Linked DNA regions of Homo sapiens: region 2 is linked to region 1. The links are chromatin loops, found by intact Hi-C in ENCODE. Cell type or tissue: endothelial cell of umbilical vein. All regions are shown on one strand. Links, peaks and the distances in the headings refer to the core of each region. The heading gives the core; the rest is flanking DNA. Region 1 has its middle 240 kb from the start of MDFIC2. Region 2 has its middle 390 kb from the start of MDFIC2.

The links. Hi-C counts contacts between places; a loop is a spot of excess contacts. Peaks named below come from ENCODE experiments on the same cell type or tissue, not always from the same donor. Only the 100,000 strongest peaks of a DNase experiment are listed, where the experiment ranks them.
Region 2: a loop joins it to region 1, with 2.3 times the contacts of the local background. A loop is called at or near these places in 4 of 110 quality-filtered maps.

The regions. Positions count from the first base shown.
Region 1 is chr3:70,543,547-70,559,906 of GRCh38, reverse strand. No RefSeq gene overlaps it. Among named protein-coding and RNA genes, the nearest start is that of MDFIC2, 240 kb to the right of the region's middle. In endothelial cell of umbilical vein, for the core only: a CTCF peak has its summit at 8,993 (motif pointing left); a DNase peak (open chromatin) is centred at 8,966.
Region 2 is chr3:70,692,338-70,708,697 of GRCh38, reverse strand. No RefSeq gene overlaps it. Among named protein-coding and RNA genes, the nearest start is that of MDFIC2, 390 kb to the right of the region's middle. In endothelial cell of umbilical vein, for the core only: no CTCF peak of the experiment used is centred there; DNase peaks (open chromatin) are centred at 5,017 and 6,337.

The DNA.
Region 1 (16,360 bases), core at 4,206-12,205:
GGGCCTTGAAGATCACGCCCCTAAGCCTGGGCCACATCTGAGCAGTGAGAAGGTTAAAGCTCTTTTTGGTAGACCGTGCTCAAGAGGTGAGGCAGTAAGGCTTCTGGGACAAAATAAAATATTTTCCTCTGCCTTGCATGCATGGGCCATTGCTGTTTTTCTAACTATAAAGCAAGAAGGTTGTCATTGTTACAGTATTATTAAATATATAAACAATGTCGCCTTCTACATTGGAAGACAGTCATCTCAGAATGTTCTGTGACCTTTGTTTTAATAATTGAAATGCATTTTCTTAATCCTATATCCTTGATAGGGAGAAAAACTCCAGTATGTCATGACAGTAAAATGTTTAAAATGTTGAAAAAAAAATTAACCACTTCAGGATGAAAGAGGGTCGTTTAACAGCTCTATCAAATAATAATTCTGCTTTTCTGAAAACACTTTCTGAGAGCATCAGCCTACCTAAAAGTATAGTCAAATGTATTTCAATGAAAATGTAGTTAACAGCAAAATAATGTATGTGAAGATATGTTTAATATTGAATTTCTCTACCTTCCCAGGAAAAAAAAAGCATAGATTTATTATTCAAGAGTTCTCTTCATTTGAACAATGACTTAAAATACAGGGCTTGGGGACTTACCTCCCATTCCTCGTTAAGCCCTTTCTCCATGCTTCTGTGATTACACAGGCTGTATCACATCCTCCTCACAGATGGACTGTTTCTGTGGCTTAGTTGCCATCGGTCAACAGACTTGGTGACAAGGGGGCTACCCAAAGAATTTACAGTTAAAGATGTACCTCTATGTATAGGCAGAAGAGGAAGTAAAGGTTTCTAGGTAGCAAGAGAGCTGTTGAAGAGAAGAACCAGTGGCATAATTTGATAAGAATGGTTTTTACAAACCCAAGATATATCCATTCACCTCTATCAAGGGACTTTAAAAATAGACAGTGGTGAAAGAAGCAAACCATTTGAGACATATTGACTGACATTAAAAACATCAGCAAAAATTGGAATGTTCCTTGGTAACTATGTCATATAAGGTAAATAACATTTTATCAGTATCTATTTGCAGATATAAGATTGCTACTACATTTCTAGAAATGTACATGAGAGTTAAAACAAATATTTCTCTGATAATTTTAAGCCATACTTGACTCCTGTTTAAAAACTGTAGTATTTGTAGGTCTAGCCAGTTGATAGCTCATACAAATGATAATGTTTAAGTCACTGATCTAATGTGTAGTTATTACCCAAAATGGGTCAGATAGTTTTTATACCTGAGCCATATGCTTTATTTACTGTCACAAGTAGCTTTGCAGAAATAGATTAAAATAGCTCCATTTTAATCCAGATAGAATTTTGAAATTTATGTATTCTCTTTAAAATTTTTTTCCAATTTTAAAATACCACCACCATTTGTGCCATTTTTTTTTAAAAAGTGTCTAGGATGACTTCTTAGGTTGGATGAATTCAAATTTCAAATTTGATTAATCAAATATGTTATATGCTTATATGCGAAAGGCTACTGATTTCTAATTTAGTTAGAAATCACATCCTCACCAAAACACCGTGAGAGGCACCTTTAATCATGCTAATTTCAGGCAGGTTCATAATGTCCTGGAGATTTGTATATTTCAAGTTGAATTAATCATCATCTCCCTCCTTCCCCAGCTCCTACCATGTGGTCCCCTCCCCCCATGTCCTTTCTATTCTGTTAATGACACCACCGTCCTCCCAGCCACCCAGGCTCAAAACCTCAGAGTCACTGTTGTGGCATATCTTTTCCTGCAAAATATGTAACAAAATGACAAGCACCCTAATGCTACTTTTGTAATATTTCTTACATCCATTCTTCCTCTTTACCTCACTAATTCATGGACATTTCCTCTTGCTCAGACCAGAGATTGATAGACCTTTATCTGCAGTTCTGAAGCCCAGAAAGATCTGGTAATCCAGTTTTTGTGTTTTAAAAATTGTTTGTGACATGAGCTGACAGGAGGATTTTATAGACACCATTGATAATATGTAGTTTGAATTTATCTGGAGAAATATAGAGGCATTTGACCATAGGGAGCTTCTCCAGAACCCTGTGTTATTCAATATCTGATATATACCTTGTAGCACCTTTCTAAACTTTGGAAAATTCTGAATCCAGAATATATCTGGGCTCAAAAGTTTCAAATGAGGAAATGTGAATATTTGTTATTATAACCTCCTGAAAGAAATTCCACTTACTATTTCTATTTTCATTAATCAATTCTAGACATTTCTATCAAATGAACATTTCTGAATAAATCTACTCAAAACTAGTCTTCAGCAGGTACTTCTACCTCCACATTCTGGCATTTAGGTCCTTTAAATCTGGTCTAGCTTTTTCTACTTGCAGCATACGGATCTAAAAGACATTTGATTTGCATACAGACTAGCTTTGAGAAACAAAGTGTCCAAAATTAAGAGTCACGTCCAAGTTACTTGTATACCCATTGGTTAGTTATTGAGTGCATGGGCACTCAATAATCATTTGTTGGATAAATAAAATAATGATGAATAAATAAAAGAATAAATAAAACTGGCTGAGAAAAGAACAAATAAATGAAAGGATAAAGAGCAAGCATTGATTTGACCAATGATGAAGAGTAATTTAAACTGACAGAAATTTTAGTTCACACTTCTATGTTGAACACTGGTTAGGCTTTGTTAAGAGTCAACTTTGTACTCAAGAGGGACATTGAAATTTTGAAAAGATCTAGAGAAGAGACAACTAAATGATTAAGGGATATTATTAGAAAAATCTAAATAAAAGGCTTTTTTGAGTGAAAGGAAAGAAATGCTGTATGATAGCTGTATGGTAGTCAGCTGTGGTGGTCTTGAAGTATTAATACCAATTGCCTCAGTAACCAGCAATTGAAAGGGAACCGGGCCAGAGGTCACATAAGGCTTGTAATTTGGCACTACCACCAAAAATGTGAAGGGACATTCAGGGTCCACGGTGGGTTTCCTCTCCCAACACTGAAGTAAGTTGGTTTAAACACAATAAGGGGGGATTTACTTTATACTAAACAAAGTAAATACACATGCACTGCAATTGAGGTATTTCTGTGATACCTATTGATAGTTTAAATTATGTTACACTATATTTAGGAAATAAATCAAGAAGAACATCATGAAATGGGTTGAAGAAATGGAAATAACTGTTACATTTGTATTTGATTTTCACTTGGACTACTAAAAGAAAAATATAGATCCCTATCTTCTCAGAATAGTTTAGAATCATTCCAGCTGGGGAGCGGGCAAAGAAATTCAAGAGCATTTTGCATAGCTTCTTCGTGATGTAGAATTCTGAAGAACTATAATCAAAGAGCATTAGAAGAAATAATAATAATAATAATAAAGCAAGCTACTGGTGATGGAAATAGAAGTAGCAGAGGGGTTTGTGATCCTTTTGACAATTCATAAGGAAAGCTTCATCTGTCATAACCTTAAGCACAGTAGAATATCTACGAATACTCCAATAACAGTGGCTTATATTTGAATCACCTAGTCAGCAGCTCTGGTAGTATCAATATGACATATATGAATGGACCTACTCAACCTGCATTCCAATCATTCACTTCACTTATAACCCAGGACTTTAATGACTGCCAAGCTTCAACATTCTCTTGCATGCACTCATCTCAGACATGCGCTTCTGACAGCTTCTTCAAACAAAAGGAATATGACTAAACTCCCAAAGCAGGACGAAGGGAGTTCTATGCTGAAAAGCAAGCCAAATTTACAATTTAAAAATAAATTCTGGCAATGTTCAATGAATTATATATTGTATACTATGAGAATTACATTATTATTGCCATAATAATATATGGCAGTTATTAGAATTACAGCAATAACACATGCAACTGTTAATGGACTTATAATGTAGCATGCCATTGGGAAATAAAAACTAACTATATTTTTTTCATTATCAAACAAATGTTGCTATAATCTATATAGTAATTTGAAACTGGGTAGTTAGAAGTAGAAGTTTATACCCACATTTGCTATGCATATATGCCCCTCTGTCACATAATTTCCCACTAAAGTTAAAGAAGAAGAAAATATCACACATGGACTGTTTGTATACACCGAACTGTTTTGATTATTTTGACTGACTAAACCCACAAAGTCAAGTTATTCAGTTAAAAAAAGTGGAACTCAACCAAAAAAAGTCAGAGAGGTCAAAACAATAATCAAGTCAGTCAAAAATCCAGTTACAAGGTTTTATTTTTCTCTAATGAGATTGATTTGACTGGTCAAGTCAGTCAACAGAGTCAAACCAGTTTCACAGATGTAGCCACATAACTCATTTGATATTTGTACAAGCCCTCTGAGAAGAGTGGGGCAAATTCCCCCCCCTATTTTTTTCGTTCCATTTTTAAGCCAAGAGCAGTGGCTTGTGCCTATAGTCCCAGCTAACTGGGAGGCTGAGGTAGGAGGATTGCTTGAGCCCAGGAGTTAAAGGCTGCAGTGAGCTATACTACTGCACTTCAACCTGGGTGACAGAGTGAGACCCTATCTTTTTAAAAAAACAATGAAAAATAAAAAGTTTTAGAGACAAGTGGTTAGAATGTGTTATCTATAACTGTGTAACAGACCATCTCAAAACATAGTGACTTAAAACAACAATGGTTTATTATTTCTCACAATTCTGTGGGTTGAATGGGTTCATATGGGCAGTACTTTTGCTCTATTTGGTAGGGACTGAGGTCACTCATGGACTTGCACTCAACTGGGAGCCCGGGAATGGAATATACAAGGTGACCTCTCATCCTCAATGTTTCTCTCCTGTGACACTCATTATTCAATAATCTAGCCTGAGTTTCTTTGCCTTACAAGTGGAAGCATTCCAAATGGACAAGCCCTAATGTGCGAGCATTTGTCAAATCTCTGCTGTATCACACTTGCTAATGTCCCATTGCCCAACAGGAGCCCAGAGACAAGGTGGGAGGGGACTACACAAGAGGGTGCATAACAAATGTGGTTCATCGGGAGTAACCAGCATGACATCCGACCATAACATGGGATGTCATATAGCTGTTATATCACAGAACAAGATTAGAACTTAGGCCTCCTTAATGTGGTTTTCTTCCCATCAGACCAAGCTGACTCTCCAATGTCACATTTATTCTTCCTTTAGTAACATTAAGATGGCTCATTATTTTAACACTGGTCAAAGTGTAGGCCATAGTAGAGGACAGTTACTACTGCATATTGCTCTTTAAAATACCAGTTAAATTTACTGCCCAGGTTTAAATTCTGGTCATTTTTACCTAAGAAGGAAATCTGAGTCAATCATCTTTGTTAGTTTTGAAAAACCTTTATTTTCAACAATATGAAACCTTACAAAGACCCAAGACTGATTTTGCTATCATCTTACATTATAGGTGCAACATTTGGAGGAAGAACTATGTTTCTTATGTTTCTACATTAAGTAGTTGAGGAAACTGTGACTCAGAAATGCTGAATTCCTTCTCAGGAGCTCATGGTGCATGATAAAGCCTGGCTTCTTACTTCAGAAGATTCTTGCTCTGGAGGAACTCATGGTCTTAGGAACATATTTGCATACAGCCTTCTACAGCAGCTTAACTTAGATCTTCTCCACCTCGTGATTGTTTATAGCACACATTGATGATGTTCTATATTTTGGCATTTGAGGAATTTCATTTTTCACAATTTAGCACAAAGGATACCCCAAATCAGCACTTCTCTAGCTTCCTGAACTCAGAATCCCTTTATGTTCCTAAAAATTATTAAGAACCCCAAAGAATTTCTGTTATATGAATTATACTAATCAATACGTACCATGCTAGAAATTAAAGCTGAGAGGTTTTTTTTTTAAATCACAAGAACGCAAAGCATACATTCCATTAGCTGTCAGAATGATGACATCAACACACGTCATATTACCATTGTACTCCACTGTACTCTCAGGAGGCAGTAAGAGTGAAAAATGCAAATCAAATCTTTTTATTATTGTGAATATAACTTTGACCTAGCAAACCCTAGAAAAGGCCTCAGAGACACTCAAAGCTGCTAGACCACATTTTAAGAGGTGTCTTCTAAACAATTTTCCCCCTGAAAAATAATACATAATGCTGGATGAAAATTTTAAAGATCTGTTTTGAATTCACGGCTAAGCTGATAAGAAATTAAGCGCTACTTTTAGAGAAAGAAACTGGAGTGAAAGCACAAACCCAGAGAGGTAAGGCAAAGTAAGGGAGGCTTGGGGACGGCTGTTCATTCTTTGCATGTGACCAACAGATTTTACTTTATCAGATGTGTAGAGAAGAGGGGTCAAGAGATTAGAGCTGGCACACAGAGGTTAATTTGATAGAAGACGACTTCACTAGGCTCTTAGCATTAGGCCGAGACCTCAAAGGATAATACTGTAACTCAGTGAAAGGGTGAATGAGGGAGAAAGCCTGGCTCATAGAAAAAGATATGAGAAAATTTCTTTCAATATTGGTTTTGAATGGAAGGGGGAAAAAATTCCTCTATAGGCTCATAACCACAGGCTTGGCCTTATGAATTTTAGCCTATTCTCCCAAGCTGGGGGCGCTTCCAGGCACCTGATAAATACAAATGCAAATCCTACCTGGGGGAATGTACCTGTAACTCAGACTTCAAAGAATTCCCACACTTAAGTGTTATTAAAAATAAGCTCATGATTTTAAAAGAAATCATGAAATAAATAAGGAAACAAATTGCTGAGTCAAATGGATGAAGACCAGAACTTTAAAGAGTATGGATAAGAATGTTTAACATGATTATAAAAATAAGAGATGGTTTGAAAATATGTCTAAGGAATAGGCAGATTTGAAAGGAATAAAACAGAATTTTCAAATAAAATAATCAAATAGATCTTTCAGAAATTGTAATACTTGAAGTTAAATAGTATAAGAGAATATGGATTTGTTGGAATTCTCACATACTGAGAGGACTGCAAATTGGTAAAACCACTTTGGAAAACTGTTTGGCAGCATTCACTAAAGCTGAAAAACATGTACCCTATGACAAAGCAAATTCTTTAGGTATAAACCCAATAAAAATGCTCAACATATGCTCACCAAAATAAATGTGCAAGAAACTTTATAGCAGCACTATTTATAATGGTTATAAATGTGTGTTCATTTTATGAAAATTCATCTAGTTATAAATTTAAGATTTCTGCATTTTACCAATCATGCCTTTCACCATGGTGGGTTCACCATGGAAACCCACCTCTTGCATCAGCATGACTGGGATGTGAGACATGGAGTCGAAGGAGATCATTTTGGAGCTTTAAGATTTGACTGTCCTGCTGGATTTCAGACTTACATGGGGCCTGTAGCCCCTTTGTTTTGGCCAATATCTCCCATTTGGAATGGCTGCATTTACCCAATGGCTGTACCCCTATTTTATCTAGGAAGTAAATAACTTGCTTTTGATTTTACAGGCTCATAGGTGGAACAGATTCATCTTGTCTCAAATGAGACATTGGACTGTGAATTTTTGAGTTAATGCTGAAATGAGTTAAGACTTTGGGGGACTGTTGGGAAGGCATGATTGGTTTTGAAATGTCTGTTTGATATGGTTTGGCTCTGTGTCCCCACCCAAATCTCATCTTGTGGCTCCCATAATTCCCATGTATTGTGGGAGGGACCCAATGGGAGATACCTGAATCATGGGGACGGGTCTTTCCTGTGCTGTTCTTGTGGTAGTGAATAAGTCTCACAAGATCTGATGGTTTTAAAAAGGGGATTTTCCCTGCACAAACGGTGCTCTTCTCTTGCCTGCCACCATGTGAGACATGCCTTTCACCTTCCGCCATGATTGTGAGGCCTCCCCAGCCACATGGAACCATAGTCTGATAAATTTCTTTCTTTTGTAAATTGCCCAGTCTTGGGTATGTCTTTATTAGCAGTGTGAAAATGGACTAATGCAGTAAATTGGTACTGGTAGAGTAGAGCGTTGCTAAAAAGACACCCAAAAATGTGGAAGTGACTTTGTAACTGTGTAACAGGCAGAGGTTGGAACAGTTTGAGGGGCTCAGAAGGAGACAGGAAAAAGTGGGAAAGTTTGGAACTTCCTAGAGACTTGTTGAATGGCTTTGACAAAAATGCTGATAGTGATATGAACAATAAGGTCCAGGCTGAGGAGGTCTCAGATGGAGATGAGGAACTTGTTGGGAACTGAAGCAAAGATAACTCTTGTTATGTTTTAGCAAAGAGACTGGTGGCATTTTGCCCCTGCCGTAGAGATTTGTGGAACTTTGAACTTGCAAGAGATAATTTAGGGCGTCTGGTAGAAGAAATTTCTAAGCAGCAAAGCATTCAATAGGTGACTTGGGTGTTTTAAAAGCTATTCAGTTTTAAAAGGGAAGCAGAGCATAAAAGTTTGGAAAATTTGCAGCCTGTCAATGCAAAAGAAAAGAAAATCCCATTTTCTGAGGAAAAATTCAAGCTGGCTGCAGAAATTTGCATAAGTAACAAGTTGAGGAATGTTAATCACCAAGACAATGGGGAAGATGTCTCCAGGGCATGTCAGAGACCTTTGCAGCAGCCCCCATCACAGGTCTGGAGGCCTAGGAGGATAAAGTGGTTTCATGGGTCGGGCCCAGGTTCCCCGGGATGTGTACAGCCTAGGGACTTGGTGCCCTGCATCCCAGCCACTCCAGCTGTGGTTGAAAGGGACCAACATAGAGCTCGGGACATGGCTTCACAGGGTGCAAGCCTCAAGTCTTGGCAGCTTTTACATGGTGTTGAGCCTGAGAGTGCACAGAAGTCAAGAATTGAAGTTTGAGAATCTCCACCTAGATTTCATAAGATGTATGGAAACATCTGGGTGCCCAGGCAGAAATTTTCTGTAGGGCTGGGGTCCTCATGGAGAACCTGTTCTAGGGCAGCGCAGAAGGGAAACGTGAGGTTGGAGCCCTGCACAAAGATCCTACTGGGGCGCCACCTAGTGGAGCTGTGGGAAGAGGGCCACCGTCCTCCAGATACCAGAATAGTAGATCCACCAAGAGCTTGCACCATGCACCTGGAAAAGCTGCTGACACTCAACGCCAGCTCATGAAGGCAGCTGGGAGGGAGGCTCTAGCCTGCAAAGCCACAGGGGCAGAGCTGCACAAGACCATGGGAACCCACTTCTTGCATCAGCATGACCGGGATGCAAGACATGAAGTCAAAGGAGATCATTTTGGAGCTTTAAGATTTGACTGCCCTGCTGGATTTCAGACTTGCGTGGGGCCTATAACCCCTTCGTTTTGGCCAATTTCTCCAATTTGGAATGGCTATATTTACCCAATGCCTGTATCCTCATTGTATCTAGGAAGTAATAACTTGCTTTTGATTTTACAGGCTCATAGGTGGAAGGGATTTGCCTTGTCTCAGATGACACATTGGACTGTGGACTTTTGAGTTAATGCTGAAATGAACTAAGACTTTGGGAAGGCATGATTTGTTTTAAAATGTGAAGATATGAGATTTGGGAGGGCCAGGGGTGGAATTATATGATTTGGCTCTGTGTCCCCACCTAAATACCATCTTGTAGCTCCCATAATTCCCACGTGTTGTGGGAGGGACCCGGTAGGAGATAATTGAATCATGGGGGTAGGTCTTTCCTGTGCTGTTCTCATGAATAAGTCTCAAAAGATCTGATGGTTTTAAAAAGGGAATTTTCCCTGCACAAGCTCTCTTCTCTTGTCTGCAGCCATGTCAGACATGCCTTTCAACTTCCACTATGATTGTGAGGCCTCCCCAGCCACGTGGAACTGTAATTCCAATAAACGTCTTTCTTTTGTAAATTGCCCAGTCTCAGGTATGTCTTTATTAGCAGGGTGAAAATGGACTAACACAATGTTGTACTTCAATAAAAAAGTCTACACACACACACACACACACACAAACACACACAGCTCACATACAAAAAATCCTTAACATCCAATGAAAAGATCAGCTGTGATAAATCAGAGCAAATACCACTTTTAAATAGTCTTATTTTACAAAATAGAAAAAAAACAGTCAACAAATGAGTTCAAGAATGGATCCAGGAATAGATGCCATTAAAAAGAAAATTAATTAACAAGAAATTAGAAAAGCGTGATCCAAAGAGACCAAGAAATGCAAGGTATGGAAAAAGAAGTTAACAGACATGGAGGACTAAGACCTAAATTATGTTTATTTTGAATCCCAGAAGGAGTTAATACACAGCATGATAAACAATATTTGAAGTTAATAATGAATAATTTTCCAGAACGAATGCGACACTTGAATCCTTAGGATCTGGAAGAAACTAGTTTGCAAGCTTGATACATACAAGAAAATAAGACCAAAACACATTATGGAAAAACTGGAGAACAGCAAGGATAAAGGGGAAATCCTAAAAGCAGCAAGAAGTGATAGGGCAGATTTCATACAAAACACAATACAAAACAAAACATTTAGTTGGGCAGCAACAAGGGAAGCCAGAACACCACAGAATGATGTGCTGAAATTTGCAGAGAGAAAGCAATGATCAATCTAAATATAGTCTAAGTTGGAAGAGAGTTAGATAGAATTAAACTTATGAATACAGGCTGTTGTCTATAAAGATATGTTACGAAGATACTGTTCTTTTCATTGTGTTCTTCAGCTGTTTGTGAGATTTAAATATGTCATTAATAAAATTATTTTGCTAATGAAACATGCCTACAATGGGTAAAATAGATGTAATCATAATCAGTCTAGTCCAAAATCTGATTCACTTCTCTAGGTGCTAGCATTAGGTCAAGTGTGTAGTAGATGCTCAGGAAATGTATAAACAGATGAATGGATAAATGAATGGATGTATGGTGGGTGACTGAATGAATAGACAGATAGATAAATGGATAGATAAATACATAGATACATACATTTTGCAGACAATTTTTGCCACCTCTGACCTTGATACTGAGTACCTTATAGCAGAGTCTGATACAATACAGCATCAAAATGCCAATATTTTTAGTTTTCAGCTCTTGGATCTGATCAGTGTTTCTTAGACTAAAGGGAACAGAGGGAAACAGCTTTATGTATCCATATTGCAGAATATTTGTCTGTAGGAACACTGTTTGGGCACCACTGGTAAGTTACCCAGTGAAATCCCCTGATGAAAGATCTCTGCCAGGGTGGAGGTCAGGGTCTTTCTCCTTTTCTGAGTGAAATGTGACATCAAATCTTGGGCCAGTGGTGAATATCTTTGCCCAAGGCCCAGAACTTATTTATCTTCTCTGGACACTGACAAAAAAACAAAACAAAACAAAACAAAACAAAACAAAAAACTGCATTGCACACTCTAAAGACTGTGTCCCCGTTTCCTGAGAGAAATGATTTCCTCTCTAGGATTTGACTAAAAATCATGGGCAATTGAAAGCCTGATTTATCCCTGTGGACTATTAGTCACCCTATAAAAGTTAATTTAAAACAAATTAATCCATAAATCTCGACATTGTCTGCAAATACTTACCACCATAAAAAAAACCTAATTTAAACCCTTTTCCCTCTACTCTAAATTAGGGTTGCACTGCATTTTAGAAAATGTCTTCCCGACTCAGAATAAATTACCAGTTATTTCCTTTCTTATTGATGTCGGTAGAAGTTCTAAGGGTGATATTAGGTGCAGTATCACAATCTCTTAGTGTTCAAAGAGAAGGAGAAAGAACATGCAATATTTTGTATAAGCTTTAATACATAAACTTTATGCATTGGAGAAGTTTAATTTTAAATGCAGCTCCACAGGCTATTCTTCCTGAACGTCACTTAATATAGTTTCTTAGTTAATGCTGTAGTCAAACTTAGAATATGAGAGAAAATGAAATCAGAGTGGTAGTTCTTTGACGGAGACAGAATTTTTACTTTTATCACAATCATCAATATTAGAGTCTCAAACGAGAACATAAAGGAGTGGCCTTCACTTGACAATCAAAAGGCTAAAAAGGACAACTTGAACCATTAGGTGGTTTAGATTTCTGTTGAAAATTCAAAATGCAAATTCTATTTACTCTAGGATCACTGCTAAAAATCATTTGAGGAGCATGGTAAATGACCAGAATAAAAGTGATTTCTTCCCTCTTTTCTAGGTAGAAGAGGCAATAACAAGAAACACAGTCATTCAAAACACCAATTTGTAGTTCTCCCATCTCGAAGAGCAGCCTGTTCCAAAGGGGGCGTTATCACCTCTGGCAGTTGGAAACTTTTAGAAATTCAGTTTTTGCATATAAAAATCCTGTTGCTTACTCGATCCTGTATATTTAAAAATAACGGTTATATTCTAAGTCAGAGAGGGACTCAGGTGTTGATTAAATCAATTAAGTCCAAATGCCTCCCCCCAAATCAGTCATCGACAGCCAATAAGATAAGCAAGAGAGAATTTAGTACATGGAGACATTTCATGGAAAGGTGTTCTGTGGCTGTCATTTCATAAGCTAAAAAAAGGCACTTATGGAGCTGCTAATTATCAAGCTCCCCCACACCACTATACTGATGTTAAATGGCACTGTTCCATTAGCTGTAATTATTCCATTTGTAATAAATAAGCATTAACCATTTTCAAATGTACACTCGCAAATCATTTTTAAAGGATGAGCTTCATGCATTTAAAACCATATATTTCAAAAACAGCCCAGGCGACAAATCTGCATGAAGGCCTAAATTCAAATTAGAAGAGCATTTAAAAAATTAAAATGAAATATATTCAGTAACAGAAATTATTACAGCCTGCAAAACCTTAAAGAGAGAAAAGGAGAGAGAGAGAAAGGGAACTACCAAAACCAAATAAAGAAGAAAAATATTTAGATGTTCAGTTGGCTGAATGTATTAATTCTTCAAAAGACCCCGGCTTTTTTTGGAGAATTCAGCACCTGGAATTTAGGTAGTTATTTGTATGAAAATAGATTCCAATGGTTGAAGACGAGATGCAGTCACATCACAACCCAAATGTCTTTGACCTTTATTCTGGAGAAGTGGGAAGTAAGTAACCCATTGTAAATGCAGAGATACAGACGTGGGTGTGAGTGAGTGACATAAGAATTTTGGAAGGAGAGAAGTAGCTAGAAGTAGGGATAGTCTTAGAGCTCTTCCACAACCGCTTCCAGGAGATTCCTTTAAGGATTTATTGCATTCACCAATCCTTAGAAATTTATTCACCTTGTTTAAACTCAGAATAAAATGATTAATTAACAATACTATAAAAAGTCCTGGACGCATACAGACATGATTTGTGCACCTTTCCTATGCATGCTATACTTCAATGAACTTTCAAAGTAATGCAAAAATTAAATTAACAAATTATTAGGTTACTGTAAAAATATTCGTAGGTCTATATGTGGGTAAGACAAAGGGCTGATGTGAATGTAAAGGATGAACCCCAAGAATAATTTTTCAAAGCAAATAAAAAAGTCCTTACTTTATTAGTGAATCTGGAGGGACAAAGTTTTGTTTCCTACCAAAATTATGGAAAGGGGATGCCTACACATTAGTCCACGGGTTCTCAATTTGTTTCAGACACGGACTCTCTGAAAGTCTTTGTACTTTCAATATTGTAATACAGCAGAAACGATTCCTACATCTCACCTAATTTTATGAACATCAAGTAATTTGATTAGCAGGAATCATGACTTATTATATATACCTAATGTAAAATCCCAACCACAGGAAATAAAAACTTGTTAACAACAACAAACAAAATTAATCTATTGGCTTTTGTGAAAGAGTGATTACTAAGCACTGTGTTTGGGTTGAAACAGCCTGGATCTGTGCTGTCTAATACAGCAGCCACTAATGTGGCTATTTAACTTTAAATTAATTATAATTCAACAAAATTAAAAATTCAGCTCCGCAGTTGCACTAGCCACATTCAAATGCATTTCATCACTTTCTGGAGGTACTTTCTAACAGTCAGCAAGGATAAAGCTAGACTCAGACAATTGATAGTTTTCTACCCAACCAAAGAAGCTGGTGAGTTGCTTTTATTGCTTAGGTGTTCTGCAACAAATAGACTCTTCAAATTTTGTGGTCAATACATGCTCTGAAGTTGAAAATTATATCCCTGAGCAATTAAATAAAGCCTCAAGTCTGAAGTTGAATGTCTTAGAGACATACTTGTGCACATTTTCTATAAACATTGGAAGAACTGTGATTTTTTCTGATGACAAGAAACAGAAACTGTACAGATTTAAACTCAACAGTTTTTCTGCCCTGTTCGCCTCATGCTGTCTGTTCATTGTGCTCCTGGGCTCACCTAAACATAAATGTATTTTCTAGACTTCTCTTTCTTATCTTTGCTCATAAGGGTAACAGCCAGTACACTGGATTTTCAAATACCTAGGACAACAAGATCATTTTATTCCACCTATTCTCATCAAATACCATGGTCAAGTCAAAGTTTTGTGGCTTGAAATTTTATTCCTCACTATGAAAATCATTTTTTTCTTTGTTTACTTAGAGCACCTGTAACATTTAGTGTGGCTGAGATAGTACTAAAATCTTGGCTGATAGTTGAATAGGAAGTTTAAACTTTTGTTTATAATTTTATGTTATAAAATTATACCTCAAACATGTTTTCTTCCAAAATTTTTTTTTTTTTTTTTTTTTTGAGAAGGAGTCTCACTCTCTTGCCCAGGCTGGAGTGCAGTGGCACGATCTCGGCTCATTGCAAGCTCCACCTCCTGGGTTCACGCCATTCTCCTGCCTCAGCCTCCCAAGTAGCTGGGACACAGGCGCCTGTACCACGCCCGGCTAATTATTTTGTATTTTTAGTGGAGATGGGGTTTCACCATGTTAGCCAGGATGGTCTCAATCTCCTGACCTTGTGATCTGCCTCTTCCATAATTTTTAAAGCAAAATAACTGAACCCATAACTGATGTAGAGAATTGGCATAGAGTATATTCTTGCAATAGATGAACACTACATGCCAAGGAATGCACAGTGACTTTGCTGTGAAGTCTATTCTGCACTCAGAGGACCTTGTGGAAAAGGTCACCCAGTATACCTTGTGTCGTGGTTGCTGCCAGGTGTGGTAGGATCCAGTTGCCCTTCTGTGGACCAAATTGTGCTGGTGCCATGTGATTATCTGATTTGTCTCAGAAAGCCTTCTTCTTACCCCAAGGCCTTTATTAGAAGATTCTACCTCTGATTATACACTTACCCAAAGTAAAATGTTTGTGTTCTGAATGATGTTCTGAATATTTAGCCAACGGATTTATTTAGAAAGCTTTATTTCCCTACATATAAAAAAAAGAAACCTGGTTATGTCAATTGCTGTAGTTCTCTCTCTAACACTTTCTTAAAATGTGATCTTACCTACTTCCAATCAATTAAATCAGAATCCACAGGGATCGAGTCCAGGTAAAAGCATTTTGGAAAAGCTCCTCAGACAATTCTAATACACATTCATAGATAAGAACCAGGTCCAATCTGAGCAGGATTCATTTCACTCCTCAGTGCAGGGGTGCACATCCTGGTCCTGTCACTCATTCATGATGTGATCTGGGGCAAAATGTACCCAACCTTCCTGTGCCTCATTGCCCTCATCTGTAAAATGGGGATAATAATAGTTTTATATAATTGTGACAGAGGCAGGAGGCAGAGAAATCCTAGGCAGGCAGGAGTGCATCCCCAGTGAAACCCCACCTTCAAGCGAAAGACAGTTTAAAGCCTGAAGACCAAGCTACAAGCCAAATCCATGAACTGGATTGAGAACATGTCTTCCTGTTTGGCACACGTTCTTTTCATTGATCCCCACCCTTCACCTATTTTATGTATACCTACCCCTCCCTAATTGTATTTACACTGTGCCTGCCTCTGATTGGTGCTTTTGTTTTAACCTTTTTTGCATACTCACAGACCAATCAGCACACACTCTTTTATCCTGTGCCTACAAAAACCCCAGACTCAGCCACACTGGGAAGATGACCTGACTTCGGGAGAGATGACCCGACCTTCCCATTCTCTCTCGACTGAGAGATGTTGCGTTGCTCAATAAAATTCTCTCCCTTCACCACCCTTCAATTGTCAGCATGACCTCATTCTTCTTGGATGCAAGACAATAGCTCAGGACCCACCAAACATGGGTACCCAGAAATGCTGTAACAGTGGCCCTCTGCCCTCACTGGCAGAGGGCAGCCGCCCCATGCAACATAAGCAGTGGTGGAGCCAAGCCAGTCTTGGAGGCATGCCAGTCCTGGAGCCATGGGCCAGAGTGGGGCAAGAGGCTGACTGAGCTACTAACAATCTGCTCTCCATTGGGCTGTGGATGGCGAAACTAAAAGAGCTAATTAGCACACTGTAACACCTCCTCTGGGGCTTTAGGGTTGTGGGAACCCCTGC
Region 2 (16,360 bases), core at 2,914-10,913, 150 kb before region 1:
AAAGTTATACACAAATTTTCAACTATGCAGGAAGTCAGTGTCCCTAACCACTCAGTTGTCCAAGGGTCAACTATACATAGGATGTTTTTTTAAATCTGATAACAAAGACAGCTACAAAGTGACTAAGGGGTAGGTAGTGTGTACAGTGGGATATGCTGGACAAAGGAATGATTTACTCCACAAGTGGGATGGAGCAGGATGTCATGAGAGTTCATTAAGCTATTCAGAATGGCATGAGATTTAAAACTTATAAATTGTTTATTTCTGGAAATTTACATTTAATATTTTCAGACCATAGTTGACCACAGGTAACTGAAACTGCTAAAGTGCACCTGTGGATAAGGGAGGATTACTGTACAGTATCAACTTTACTAGACATTGACTAGTGCAGTACTGTCCAATATGGCAGCCACTTCCTACATGTGGTTACTGAGCCCTTAAAATGTGGCTGGACTGAATTGAGATTTACTGTAAGTATAAAATACATACTTCAAAGATTTCAAAGACTTAGTATGAAATAAAGAATGTAAAATATTTAATAAGTTTTTAGATAAATTACTTGTTGAAATGATAAGGGTATACTGGGTTAAATAAAATATATTATTAAAATTAACTTTACCTGTTTATATTTACTTTAAAAAACAAGGCTACTGGAAAGTACAGCATGCATTTGTGGCTCTTGTTATATTTATATTGGGCAGTGCTGGTCTAAGTGTTCTCCAAAGAAGTTAACCCAATTTAGTCTCTTACCAGTGATGTATAGGAACTCCCCCATATTCTTGTTAACACGTTGTATTATTACATTTTTATTTTTGCTATAGTATCTGTTAACCGTATCTTTCTGTGGTATGATTTCGCATTTAGTTCATTTCTTATGAGGTTGAGAATCATACATGTTTACTGTCTGTTTTGGTTTCTTCCTTTGTGGATGTCTCTTGACCTTTTTTTATTGAGTTATTTGTTATTTTCTCAAATTTTCTTGATTTGTAGGAGTTCTTTGTATTCTTTCAGTCTATGTCTTAAAAACTATTTTTCCAAAGGTACCTTTTGATATATTAAACATTTTAATTTAATATATTCATTTACTGAGTTTCAGAACGTGAGCTTTTCAGTAAATCGTATTTTGAAATATTTAAAAAGGAATAGGAGTTTTTTATTCATTTTGACAACTGCTTTATCCGCAGAGCCTAGAACAGGGCCTGTTGCAAATAGGCACTCAATAAATATTAGTTGAGTAAAGTACATTACCTTTCAATAGCTCTCTGGCGTCCATATTATGCCTTTGTTATCAACTTTCTTCCTCAGGATCTAGAATCTCTGTCCTGTTTAGCTTAATGTAGCCTGCTTTTATTCCCTTTGAAGCTCATTGGTTTCATATATTTCACTCTACTGACAATCTATACTTTTACAAGGCTTCTCAAGGTCTGTTGCCTGCAACAGTGCTTCCAGAGAGTGTAAAAATTGTTATGTTAAAAATAGGTTGTCATAGACAAATAGGGTTTGGGAACTAAGCTGGACAATCTTTGGTATTACAAACCTTCTGGAGCCTTTGATATGCTAACACGATTGTGACTGTCTGAATATCTGAGAGTGGGATGCATACCGATTATAGCGTTTCCCAAACCTAGTTTACCATGGACATTTTGTTTTCAGAAGTTATTTTGCATCTCCTATTTCAAGGCATATTTTTTTAAAAGCCATGGATGAACCTATTGGAAAACTGAACTAAAAACTCCAAGACTGTGATTATACACAAAGCAAAATGTAGAATTTGTAAATAATTTAGCATAATAAACTTTACGAGTTCACACATATTTAACCCAAATAGCTGAATTATTTTCTTAACATTTTTAAGTCATTCTCCATTACAACGTTTGCGTGGACATGCAACCCACATCAGCGGCTTACTTTAAATTAATATAATTAATAAAACATATTAAAAGTTAGCCTTTTTAAAGTAGAGGACATTTTTGGAGTAAATACTTTCTTTTCTTTTTTTTGAGACGGAGTCTCACTCTGTCACCCAAGCTGGAGTGCAGTGGCGCGATCTCGGCTCACTGCAAGCTCCACCTCCCGGGTTCATGCCATTCTCCTGCCTCAGCCTCCCGAGTAGCTGGGACTACAGGCGCCCGCCACCACGCCCAGCTAATTTTTTGTATTTTTAGTAGAGATGGGGTTTCACCGTGTTAGCCAGGATGGTCTTGATCTCCTGACCTTGTGATCCACCCGCCTCGGCCTCCTAAAGTTTTGGGATTACAGGCTTGAGCCACCGTGCCCGGCTGGAGTAAATACTTTCTAATATGAATGACGTTTCTGTACCCTTCAAAATATCTCTGTTTCAATGACTTGAAATAGAAAAATATATTCCTAGTTGATATGGTTTGGCTGTGTCCCCCCACAATCTCATCTTGCATTGTAGTTCCCATAATCCTGACATGTTGTGGGAGGGACCTGGTGGGAGGTAACTGAAAAGAGGAGAAGTTACCCCCATGCTGCTGTTCTTGTGATAGTGAGTGAGTTCTCACAAGATATGATGGTTTTATAAGCTTTTCCCCCTTTTGCTCTGAACTTATTCCTGCCATCATGTGAAGAAGGAGGATGTGTCTGCTTCCCTTTCCACCATGATTGTAAGTTTCTTGAGGCCTCCCCAGCCATGTGGGACTGTGACTCAATTAAACTTCTTTTCTTTATAAACTACCCAGTTTTGGGCAGTCCTTTATAGCAGTGTGAGAATGAACTAATGCACTAGTCCTCCATGTTTGGACTTTTCGCTTCTCTTTTCTTCTAAAGTGAGCTTTTGTATTGAGAAAACATGTTCTCCTTTCACATTATAGATATCAGCTTTGGGAGTATTGGGACCTGGTGTGGAATGGAGAAAAGAATACATTGTATCCAGTAAGAAGAAAGCATTATGTTTATAAAATTCCCTTTCATTTGTTCTATGGTCTGAATATCTGTGTCCTCTCAAAATTCATATGTTAAAATCCTAACCCCCAAAGTGATGGTATTAAGAGGTGGGGACTTTTGGGAGATTAGGCCATGGGAGTGGAGCCCTCAAGAATGGCACTAGTATCCTTATAAAAGAGGCCCAAGAGAGCTTGTTTGCCCTTCCCCCATGTGAGGATGCAGTGAATAGACAGACACCTTCTCTGAAGCAGAGAGTAGTCCCCACCGGACCCCAGTCTGCCAGTGCCTTGATCTTAGACTTCTCAGCCTCCAGAACTAAAAGAAATAAATTTCTGTAGTTTATAAGCCACTCAATTTTTGGTGTTTTTTCTTAGTCTCAACAGACTAAGAAAATTGGTTTTTGCTTTTAGGCTTGTAAGTCATTCCATTTAGAGGGAGTTAAAGATGACATGATAAAAATGCTGATTCGCAGGAAGACATAACCACATTGGCAAAACTAATTTGGAAGGCAAGTTGACATTTATGAAAATTAAAAATGGACATTTTTTTGTCCACCAGTTTCATTTCTTTGTATCAACGCTGGAGAAAAAAGAAATCACTGATATATATTAGGGTGCATATTCAGAAATACTCATTGAAATATCATTTGTAAATGAAAGACAGAAAAATTATAGACTATCTAAATGTTCCTAGGAAATACTTTTAAAAACTTGATATAGATACGGATAGACGAAATAATACATAGCAGTTAAAAAAGAATTACAACTATAATAATATGGTAAGATCTCCAAGGTATATTTTGAGTGGAAAAAGCAAGTTGTAGAACAAGGCATCCAAAATAATACCATTTTGTTTTAAAAACACAAACGTTACATATTTTTATAGACATATATGGTCTGAATACAGAAAAAAAATGTAATTTAAAAAATAGTAGTTATATCTGGTGAAGGTACTTGATTTGGAAAACATGGCCAAGGGAGATGAGAAAAATAATTTCTCTTTGTATTGTTTGTGTAATTACACATTAATTAAAAAAACCCTCAAATTATTTATTTAAATTTACCTTTAACCTTTTACACATACTCAAATTTTTAAAAAAGAACTCCTGGTACCTGTGTTTGCTAGCTTAAAAAAAACAAATAAAAAGGCATAGCTGATCATTTTTTCTTCCCAATGGTGTATGCACACTCATGTTACTTTAAGGACCATTTCCTGAAGATAAGGAACAGAAATGAGGGAGAAAATGGAAGAGAATAGCCTTTCTTTTGGTGAGACAGCAAGAGCACAGTTTGACGATTCTCCACTTGACAATTTTTCCCCAGGACAGGACATGTAGAAACATATTTGCCAACAACAAAGCCAGTGCTGGCTTTTAGACACAGAGAAATCAAAGCGGCCCTGAGTGAAATTCCTTTGAAGACTACCTGTGTTGTCTATGGCCGACACTCTTCCTCTGGAAAAGAATCAGCAGATATATATGTGGTGTCTGCATCCCCAAGCTGGGCACACGATTAAAAGCATGCCAAAGCGAAGGCACTAGACGCATGCCAAGATCTGAATATCTTGGGCTATAAAAACAGGTAGAGAGGCCTGCTCAGTTGAAACCTGCAATTGGGCATTAGGGAGCAGAGATGCATTATAGGGGAATTTATGAACCTATTTGAACATCATAAGTTTGAAATTTCCAGACCAAATTGAGGCTTGTACGGTTCCATTTATCACACTTTCCATTTCAGGCTGGCTGAGATGGAAGGAGTTTAAGTGACAGCTGGCTTACCCTTACCCCCAGGCCACCAGATGAAATTGTGGAGCAGAGCCTGCCTGGCACGTAGAAAGATGAGGAGAAGGGGACAAGCTGCAGGGGGGTGCAGAATGCGTGAGCTCGTCCTGGTGGCACTGAGCAGGTAGAGTGCTCCGACAAGAGGGGACAAAGGAGGCGGGGGAGGAGTCTGATGGAAAGACCTGAGAATGAGAATGAGAAGAAGACTTGCAATCGAGACCTCTTGCCAAGAGAAGAATGAAAGGGGATAGAGTGGGAGGGCAGGGAGAAAAAAAAAATTAGTCCAGCTGCTCAAGGAGAGCAGGTTGAAATAGAGGGGATGTTGATTTAGAACAGTCATCACTCAGAAAAGCCAGAACAACAAAAGAAACACAGGAAGGTACTGCCTAGAGGAAGATAGTCTCCGTAGCGTTTTTTTTTTTTTTTTATTACTGCGTTTAAAACGGGAAAGAACTGTAAAGGTTGGTGGAATGATTTCAGCCCGTCTAAGCGTGTGTCTACCTGCCTGGCTGTGGCCGGGAGGTTTGTTTGGCTGCCTATCAGCTCTTATTTCCTTAGAAGGTTGGAGAATTAGCTTCCTCATTCCCATCAAATGTGTGAAAACCATTCCTTGATGTAGGTGAAGCTTTCTGTGGTTTACTGCGAAGGAAAAAGCGACAAAGAGTGAGAAAGTTCTACTTTAGCAATTTATAATTTCACCACCACCCCCCCGCCCCCACTGACTTCTGTTTTATTTCAGACGTTATTTTCTCTCTTCCTTTTGAGTTTCTGTTAAACACACTAGATATCTTTGGTGTGTTGTTGTTATTGTTTTCAAGATCCCCTCTCCCCGAAAAGCTACCTTTGGAGTGAAAGGATCATGGACTCCTAGAAATTCACAACTGGCTTGGTTTAATCCAAGGCACTTTTTTACTTGTTTTTTTTTTTTTTTTTTTTTTTTTTCCTGAGGGAGTCTCTTGAGACACATCACTAGTACCAGTTTGTTTTGGAATCACATTTAGGAGAATTTTTTTTAAAACCATGAATAAGTCTGTGTTTTTTGTGGAAACAAAGAGCAGATTTTGCAAGCGAAGGAGGTCATTTACCCCCACAATGAAAGTATTTTGCATGTAAACAATATGACTGCTTTACCTGAGAAAATTAGTGATGGATTATTGATAGAGTGGATTCTGTCTATATCCATGCTCACTCTTTACTTGTGGTTAAAAAAAATTGCCCTTGAAATAAAGTGTAGTGCTTTCTCCTCACAGACTCACAGAGATATCAGTCATTTTGTGAAATAAAAGTTGATAGTTTGATAAGCAATTAACTTGTGCTTCTTTCAGATAGAGCCAAATGTTTCGTTAGATTTTTAGATAACGACATTTCAATGCTTTCATTCAAATGCACGTGTAGTGTATTTGAAATGGTCCCATTTGAGGCTATTGCTCAGACTACAAAGGAAGAACATCTCTCTCTCTCCAGCAAAGCCCAACAATGAGTTTGTGTCACATAAGCTTTTGCCCTAAAACTACATGCCACAGCCAACAATGATCAATGTCTCCCAGGACTGCTCAATTTGAAGGGATATCTGTTGGTTCAGGTGGTCACATGGAGCTATTAAGATGTTTTTGAGTGCATCAGAGAGAAGTGGGATGGCATGTTACCAGGAAAGTGGAAAGGGAAACTAATTCAAGGGTGTTGTTGATTTGAAAATAACTGAACAATCTGAGTCACACTATAGACTCGTGGCTAACCCCATTGTTCTCTGAAATTAGAGGGAGAGACAATAAAATGAGATGCTCCTTTGGAATTGAGTGTGCTGAACCAGCACTTTCCTTGGCTCCGTCCCAGGAGCATAAAATCTGTGCTCTGAAAATGAAAAAGGGAATATTGTGATTGAACTGGATGCCATAAGATACCCCGATGGCTTACACTTCACTTGGGATTGACTGGAAAATGTGTGTTGGAAATCTCTTTCACAATTACAAAATTTCACTTCCAATGCAAAAATATCTTGCAGGCTAAATGAGAAGTAACACCACTCCAGAGAAAAGCGTTGGCCGTCTCCCAGATTAATATGGGGTTATGGTCCATGATAGGGTTAGATGAGGTAAAAATTTCCCACTTCTCTTCCAGATAGACCGGAAATTGTTGTGCCTGAAATAGATTTGGGCTAAGTAACCAATTAAAATAATTTGGATCAAGAAATGTGACATGGAATGTGATGTAGATATTTCCAGTTCTTATTCAGGAAACCTTATTGCAAAAAGGTTGAAAGATAATTGAGAAAATAATTTAAATGGTGGCAAGAGTTATTTGTGTGAAGATAAAATCCAGAGTCCTTTTCATTGAGATGGAGAAGCTGCCAAATAGCTCTTGGTGATAATTCTATGCACAAAATTTTCATAGTGGGCTTCAGTACCTTGCCAGATGAAAGCTTTTGCTCAGTTTAAAGTTGGAAAAGAGATTTGAGTCTCCACCAAGGATAATGTGTTAAGCTTGGTAATTAAAGACTGTTTTTTATAAATAATGCCAAAAGCACATTGGGAACATTGGGCTCATATATTACTGTACTTTAAAGAAATCAAGAACCTAATAACATTCTAGATAAAATGACATACACACCCACATCCACACCCCCCATACACATACATACACACACACCCTGATTCATATCAGGATATAAGGGAAATTATACAATTTTTCTAATCCAGTTATCAAATGATATTAAGGGGCAGTCTATCTACTGTGTCTTTGAATAATGAGAGCTTTAAAAATGTAATAAAAACTTTCGAGTTACACAGTCCAGTGCTACTCAAAGTGTGGTCTGTGACCTCCTGCTAGTTCATGACCTGTTTACCAGCACACAACAAGACGCACATAGAAATTGAGACCGAGCATTTCACAACTTGTATAGCAATAAAACGAGGACTGCAGAGTGTCATGATTTTTAAATGAGCTCATGTTTTCTATTTCTTATTTGAGTTTTCTACAGTTTCATATTTATTGTATTTTACAAATACATTGGTCTGCAGTATTAAAAAAAATTCTCCTACTTCACAGACAATTTGAGAAACACTGAAATTAACTCTACTTTTAAGAATCTAAGTGCTACTCTTTGAATTTATATTATCTTTGTGTTTTAAGATGGTGCATGATTTAACCTCAGTTTAGTCAGGAAAACCAGGCACATAAATTGAATATGGCTGCTGAACCAATCTCATGCCAGTCTCTTGCTCTTGTACTCTATTGAAACCCCATGGTCCTTTCTTTCTGTCAGACACAAAAAGATCCTCCCAGAATTTGAGGCTTTGCATGTGCTCTTCCCTTCACCTGGAATGCTTTTCCTTCTTCTCCTCCAAAGGTTTGATTTTGTCTTTTTTACATCTCAGCTTAAATGCCACCTCTGTGGGCTGACTTTCCTGACTCAAATTGAAAAATAACTCCCCTCCAAATTCTTACATTATTCTCTCCCTGTCGCTACTGTGACTACTATGAATAGTTTAATTACTTATTGTCTATTTCTCTATACTAGATTGTTAACAAGAGAAGGAAACTTGCCTATTTTTTCACTGCTGTGTACTCAAAGTCTAGAGCAATGTATGACACATTGACATATTAGTTCATTGAAGGACTAATAAAATATCTGAATCCCTATTTTCCCCTAATAGAGTGTAAGCCCCTCAAGGATAAGTTTTGTTTTATTCATTTACGTATCCCTAGCACTTTAGCACAATGCCTGACTCAGAGAAACTACATGAAAAAATGCCTTTTGAAGAAATAAATGAATAAATTACCTCCTGAGAACATCCACCTGGGTGTCCCATAGGCAATTGGACTTGTATATTTGGGTCTAAGCTCATCATACATTGCTGTAGTCTTCAATTAGCATCACCATTCACTTAGGCTCCCAAGCAAGGAACAAGCATCATACTCGATTCTGTCCTTATCTTCCCTTCTTATTCTCAAATTCACCTCAGGAAAATGAAACTGATTTAAAATTGATTATATCTCTTACCTTTGCTTATATTCCTCACTTTTGCATTAAACCTTTATTTTGATGTAGGCATATATGTGTTTTTTTTTTTCTTTATGACCTATACTTTTTGAGTATTATTTGGAAAAGCCTATGCATTTGTTGTGGTGAACACTGGGGTAGTTGGCCTAGTTGCCTCAATCTTTCTTACCAGTTCTACATCCTACCTCCCAGCTCCTGTGTGTTTTCTTTACAAAGGCTTTGAAGAACAAAATAAAGATCTGTAAGTAAAAGCTTCCTGTGTTCTGTGTTGCACAGGCAACTCATAAAAGCCCATGCAAGCATGAGAAAAAGGGTCACCTTCCATTAGTAATGCAGATAGAGTTGCAGGAGAGAGTAAAAAGGACCACAGGACACAATTTGTCTTGTGTCTAATGGGGAAACTGAAGCTAAAGGAAAAGACCCAATAATATGGTAGGGAGATAAAGAAAAGCTAATGAACACATACACACACACACACACACACACACACACACACACACACACCTTTCTCCAAAGCATTTTGACTTTGCATCCAGAGCTGTATCTCACGTAAGAATTAGCATCTAAAGTCAGTGTATATGGTGCACGTTTATGTATCATAAAACATGAAATGACACTCATTGTGGGGAGATGATGATCTTATATAAAGCACACAGTAACCCACACCTGCAAATGAAGCAACAGATTGGTGTTTCTCATCTTATTCACACAATCCAAGGGTACAAGGCTCTTCATGGACCAGCTAGAAGGACTTTTCCTGAGATGGTGATTAAGACAACCATGAAGGAAACAGAAGTTTTACAGTTTTCAGTGGTTGCAAGGTCTACAGTAGCCTCTTAATTAAAAGAACCCATTTAATTAATTTTTTAATTAAGAAATTTTAGCAATGGAAAAAACGCACACATACAGGAAATGGATAATTTTAACATTTGGTGGCCTTTTATTAAATATTCTCAAAAATATAAACTCCGGAGATGCCAAATTTTGCAACATGATTTCCCCAGTCTGTTACTGTACAGAAGTAAGCTGCTGAGTGGAAAGAAAAGCAAAAGTTTCTGTGCTCAGAAGAAAAATGGCTTTTATTTATCTGGCCTCCCATGCTTTTCCACTCATTGCTATTTTAGAAAGATTACCCTAGTGAAAGGTTTACTCGTGGTGTAATCTTAGACCAGACTTATTAATAGATACCCTTTTTAAAAAAACGGATAAAAATAAACAACATAAAAATAAAAATACAATGGAATTAGGCTAATGTATATTTGTCTTTATCAGAAATTAATGCCTTCTGTACTACAGATTAAAATTTCGTTAGCTATGTTTCTGTATTGAAACCCAATGGTTATTTTTTCTAACAGAGGATAAAAATGCACAACTCTTCATGGACAGGAAACCAAATAAAAAGCTCCATGATTGGAAAAAAAAGCAGGATTCTGCATTCACTTTTAGTCAAACCCAGAAGTAAGAAAAGATGAAGGCTCTAGGTATCAAATATAAAGAGGCTGGTTGCTGACTTTAGAGGCTCAGGTTGTTCATTGCTGTGTGTCAACTCAGGCCAGAAATTTGATGTGTCTGAGCCTTGTCTATAGAACGGAGATGCTATGCTGCAGAGCTGTTGTACGGGTTTAAAGCTGTGGTACGTGCAAAGTGCATGGTAGTGTCTGGCACGGTATACATTTAGTACAGGTTAGTTACTGTTAGCAGTATAACTTGGGAAAGTGCTTTCCTTCTCAGGTATTTGTCTCCCCATCATTAAAATAAGAAGACTGAATAAGATCTATGTCACCTGAAGAGTAGGATGCAAACCACTGGTGTTAAAAACAAGACAATGTAAAGCATTACATGGAAACAGTACTCGATAAACTTGAATCTCTACATAAAAATACGTTCCCATTGCAAATCTCATCCCTATCTTCTTCTTAAATCAAAGAGAACATCTTTGTTTAGTGCTAGAATGGCTTAACAACTCATTATTTAAGAAAGCAAGCCTTAATCCTTTAATAGGCAATAATAAGAATTTGATATCTTGCCTTATTTTTTATTATATTTATTTTTAAAGTTTGTCATTATGACAATGGACATCAGATTTATATTTACAATAATACTATAAAATTTTCTTTCTGAAGCTATATTTCAGTAAAAATAATGAGCTGATTTAAAGTAAAACAGTATGGGCAGTGTATGTAGCAAAGATCTTGACCTTGACTTGCTAAAGACTAAAGTTTGGCAAATGCTGGACTTGATCTAACATTCTATGTTTCTATGGGGAAGAACTGGTTCTCTCTAGTCACTGTCTCAGCAAGATTACTTTTAGAGTAAAGTGTATTCTGATGCCTTTCTTTACTTACTGTCCTGAGCTTGGTTGAAAGTAGAGTGGAGATGTTGCTTTGTTGCAATCTGGTATCTGGAGAGCAACTCAGAGATAGAGGAAAAGGAGACAAATCTATTATAGTTCTTAAAAAAAAAAACAAAGCAAATCACCATGCAGATGTACATACTTGCAGAGATAAATACAATCAGCTCACTTGACTGTACCACTCCATGTATTATCAATGTAAAGTAGATAAGATGGCCTCATTCTTTCTATTTATTATTTATTTGTTTTTATTGTGGCAAAATATGCATAAAATAAAATTATCATTTTAACCATTTTAAAGTACAAAATTCAGTGGCATCAAATACATCCACAGTGTTGTGCAACCATCACTGCCATGCATCTCCTCATCTTAAACAGAAAGTCTGTACCTATTAAAGAGTAACACCCCATTGCTCACTTCCCCACCTCCTTGTAACCCTTGTTCTACTATGACTTTACCTATTCCAAGTACCTTATAAAAGTGGCATCATATGTTTGTCTTTTGTGTCTGGTTTATTTCACTTAGCATATTGTTCCTAAATTTCATCTATGTTTGTAGCCTGTATCAGAATTTCATTCATTTTCATGGTCAAGTAATATTCCATGATAAACATATTCTACATTTTGTTTATCCATTCCTCTGTTGATTGACATTTGGGTTGCTTCTACCAAGCCTGCGTGGTTGCTGTGGCAGAGAGAAAAGTCTTAAGATGCACACAGCATCACCACCAGGACTTCAGGGAATGGGGAAATTCATAACCTAATGAGAAAGTGGGGTGCTGCTATAGGGAACAAAGGAAGAAATGCTAGGCAGACTAACTGAATAAATAAATATCATTACTTAATTTTACCATATTATGTCTGTAAGGGTTTACTTTGACACCAAATACGGGATTACTAAAACAAATAACTCTATTTTAAAAAATCGTTTGTTTAAAAAGTGGGAATTTTGTATCTTCCTCTCAACTCATAATGACCAACTTTACCATATCTGTATTATGTACCTTTAGATACATGATCTAAGGTGGATGAATTTGAATCTTTCTGTTAACATTTGGGATAAGATGGAGAGGGAACTGAGCATCTAGGCTAGCCTCTTGGATGGAGAATGTATTCTCAGGGGCTAGCTGTGTGCACATGTGGTGGGGTGGGGAGGGGAGTCTTCCTACCTGCATATGCACAGAGAAGTTGAGAAAGTTGATGTTCAAAGAAAAATTTCAAGTAGAAGAGAAGAGAAAAGCAAAGACAAGAGAAAAAGAGAATGCTGGCTGGGCCCTTGTTGAGATGTTTGTGGAGTTGCAAGAAAAAACAGGATTTCAGCACTAGAAGAAGCATCTCATGTTAAAAGTGGAGCAAAGATTTTGGGCTCAGCTAACCTGAGTTCATGGTCTGAGTACATGAGTATTCAGTTCCTTATTCTGGTCCCTTCCAGAGACTCAGCTTTTCCCACTCTTGAAATTTGTGAAGACATCTGGGTTCTTAAAACAATCCCCGTTATTGATTAAACAAGTTTGGTTGCAGTGGGTTTCTTTTTCTTGTAATCAAATAATCTGAATTAAACTAATTTATTTCAGATTCTTAGATCTAAAACATTCTGAGAATAAAAATGCTAGAGGTACCATATATATCCAAATACAAGTCAACTCCTAACACCAAGTATCTATTGGCATAATATGAGGGTGTGTGCTTTAATTACCATCTCATTCATTGTAAAGTAATTGGGAGTTCACCATAATACAAGGCATTTAAAAGGCTTCCTTCTAATTTTGAGGAATGATTTTAAGAAAAAAAAATCTTGCCTTCTGCCTTCTAGTCAGACATATACAGTTGCCGACTAACAAGAGGGTGTTCATATTAGTCCTCATAAGCTGACCACGTCACAACTTATCACAGAAACAGAACATGCAGAAAGTAATAACACATTTTACTACTCAGTAAACTGCACGCAGAATCTCTGATGCAGCTGCGTGTGATCTTCCTGGCCAAAGCTTGGGGCTGGTAGAAACACTCAATATAATAATGAAAGAGAAAAGCTCTCCTTAAGGTAATAGAGCCCCATGGGGCAAAATTATTATCAACTTACCCATATAGCTATAGCAAAAGGTAGATACTGGGAGAAAAAAATCAAGTTTAAAATGAAACCACGAGCTTACAGAGAGCTTTTTTATTCATGTGACATGATTTTGTGATAAATTACTTTAATGCTTTCAAAACCTTGATAAATGGATTGATAGATAACAAATTTTGTCTTGTGGCTTATTTACTCCCTAGAATTAAATTACGAAGTGGGAAGGGCATTAACTCTTCTAGACCACTAGAAAACCACTTAGGGCACTGGACTGGAGAAAGTACTAGAAATAATGACTCAAGAGAGGATTTCTCCAGCCTCTTGGTGTAACTGGGAACTTTATCAGAAGACAAAAATCACAAAAACAAGGGATTAGGAAACAGACATCCAAGTAAACACCAGGTAACACTTCCATTTATGAAGAGTGATGTTGAAATTATTAGATCATTATGTATGCACAATAACTCTGAAAATGCTGTATAGACCAGTGGATCTCAGTGTGTGGTCCTCAGACCAACAGCATCAGAATTACTAGAGAACTTGTTAGAAATGCAAATTCTCAAGCTACACCAAGACCTACTGAATATGTAATTCTGGAGGTAAGGCTCAAAAGACGGTTTTAACAAGCCCTCCTGGTGATTCCGATATGCACCACAATTTCTGATTCACTTGTGCCGGAGTGAGGAGAAGAGGAAGAGCTTTGCTGTTAGACAGATGCGGGTCCAAATCAGCCTGTTCTCTTACTGGCTGTGTTATTTTTGCCATTTACTTAATCTTTGAGGGCCTGAATTTCCTCATCTGCAATGTAAAAAAGGATTCTTACCTCACACTAACATAAAGATTAAATTTATATTATTTGTGAACAGACTTTTCAAAGTGCCTGATTTTATCATGTACGTGGTAGTACCATGCTAGTAGCCCCATTTTGTAGAGGAAGTATGTGGTGAAGCCAGGCCATGAACCCAGGTTAGGCGAGCCCAAAATCTATACTCCACTTTTAACATGAATTGCTTCTTTTAGTGCTGAAATACTGTTTTTTTCTTGCAACTCCACAAACATTATCTTAATGGATTTATTTATTCTCTTCAATTACATGAGAAATACCTGCCTAATGCAGAAAAAGAAAGAAAAAAAATTCCTGAAAAACTCATCACAATTTTATGACTCAGAAATAACCTCTATTACATTTTGGTATAAAGATTTCCACTCAAACTTTTGTTATAAAATATTGTAAATGCTATTTTTTCATTCAAAATATTGAGAATTTTCTTTCATTTTGATAAATGCATCTAAGAATTAGAAAGCAATCTGCAATATAGGAAACATTTTAGCATATGTCCTATAAACAAAAAGTAGAATATTTCCAAATTTTTTAGTGTAATGAGAATGGGCATTACAGTTGTCATACCAACATTTGTTGTACCCTTCCTCCACTATGTCGAAGCTACATGATTAGAATTTACCAGCGTCAGGCTCAGTTCCAGGGAAGAGCCAACGAAAGTTACTTTTCCCTAGTCACATGATTGGTTTAGAAAGTACACTAATCAGGCTTTCCCTCTTCCATAGCTAAGCAGTTGGCTCAGGAGTGAACATTATGATATTCAAGTTGGTTCAGTCAGAGGGAAGCTAAGGACATTTGTTTGAGATAGAAATGCTCCCCTTTTGGACTTAAGTGAACAAATGTGTAGCCAGGAGATGTTGACAGCCATCATATAACAAGGAGGAGAATCAAACTTCTATTAAAACTGACCTCATGGAGGATTGACTGGAAAGATAGATGAATCTCATGGAGTTCCAGGATCAGATCAATCCTGAAGCCTGTAACGCTACCAATTAGTTTATCTATAGTTGCATTTCTCCCATTAGCTGTAGCCCTACAACAGGCTGTGGGACCAGCCTTTTCTTCATATAGCTGAATCATTGGTTATACCGCATCTTTAAACATCAAGAGATTTCTGTTTCTATTAATGGCAGAGTCACTGTACCAGACTATACCTCCCTTTTTATACAATGACAAAACTGTATAAAAATATGCAATAATTACTTTCGGATGTTGGGAAAAAGGCAACAGTAGAAGAAAACTGTGATCCCTGAAGGGAAGTAAGTTTGATTTCCCAAACAAGGTGGGAATCATTTTGACTTTTTACCTAGAAAGTTTTTTTTTGTTTGTCATTATTTGGCAATATAAGCAATATCAGTGAATGTTCTTAAGTCGGAAGGGAAATTACACACACACACACACACACACACACACACAGAAAGAGCTCTGGAAATGATAAATATTTTGTTGGTATATATAAAGGACTATTTCTCTTTTGTTAATCTATTTAAAATACATATGCCTCTTTAAAGCAAAAATGATAACAATGTATTAAATGGGTTTGTAATGTTTGTAGATGTAACATGAATGATGACAACAGTTCTAAGAATAAGAGGCTGCATAATAAATTATCCCAACTTAGTAGCTTAAAACAACATCCGTTTATTAATTAACAGTTCTATAGGTCCTAAGTCTGAACTGGGATCTCTGTTCAAGATTTCAAAAAGTTGAAATCAAGGTATCAGCTGGGTTGTGTTTCTTTATAAACAACAGGGTCTTCTTTCAAGCTTACGTGGTTGTTGGAAGAAATCAAGTCCTTGCAGTTGTAGGACTGAAGCCCCTATTCTCATTATGGCAGTTGACCAGGGGCAATTCCCAGCTTCTAGAGGCCATCCATATTTTCTTGCCATGTGGCCATCTCCATAGGCCCTGTCATGTTTTCAATCTCTCTGACTTCAGAAAGGGCCCAGTGCCTTATAAAGGTACATCTAATTATGTTAGACCTGCTAAATACCTCTCTTTTGAGGAATCCAAAGTCAGCTGATTAATAATCTAATCACGAGTGATATTCCATCATTTTCACAGGTTCTACCCTCATCCAAGGAGAGGGGAATGGTGTCCTCATGCACACTAGTGAACAGTAATCTTAAGGACCATCTTAGACTTCTGTGTGCTCTAGGATAAAAATGAAAATTAAAACCATTTTACAGTTTTTATATTTTACCTTAAATAATAATATATTATCTCTAAGTAGATTGGAATAAATTTTAGAGGCATAATATAGTCTGTAGAGCAACCAGTTAAAAAATTCAAAGAGATACCGCTAAGAAGCAAATAAAAAAACTAAAATGGAAAACTAAAAAATTTCTGAATAACTCAAAAGATGGCAAAGGACAAATAAGAGGAGCAAAACAGAAATGAGACAAATACAA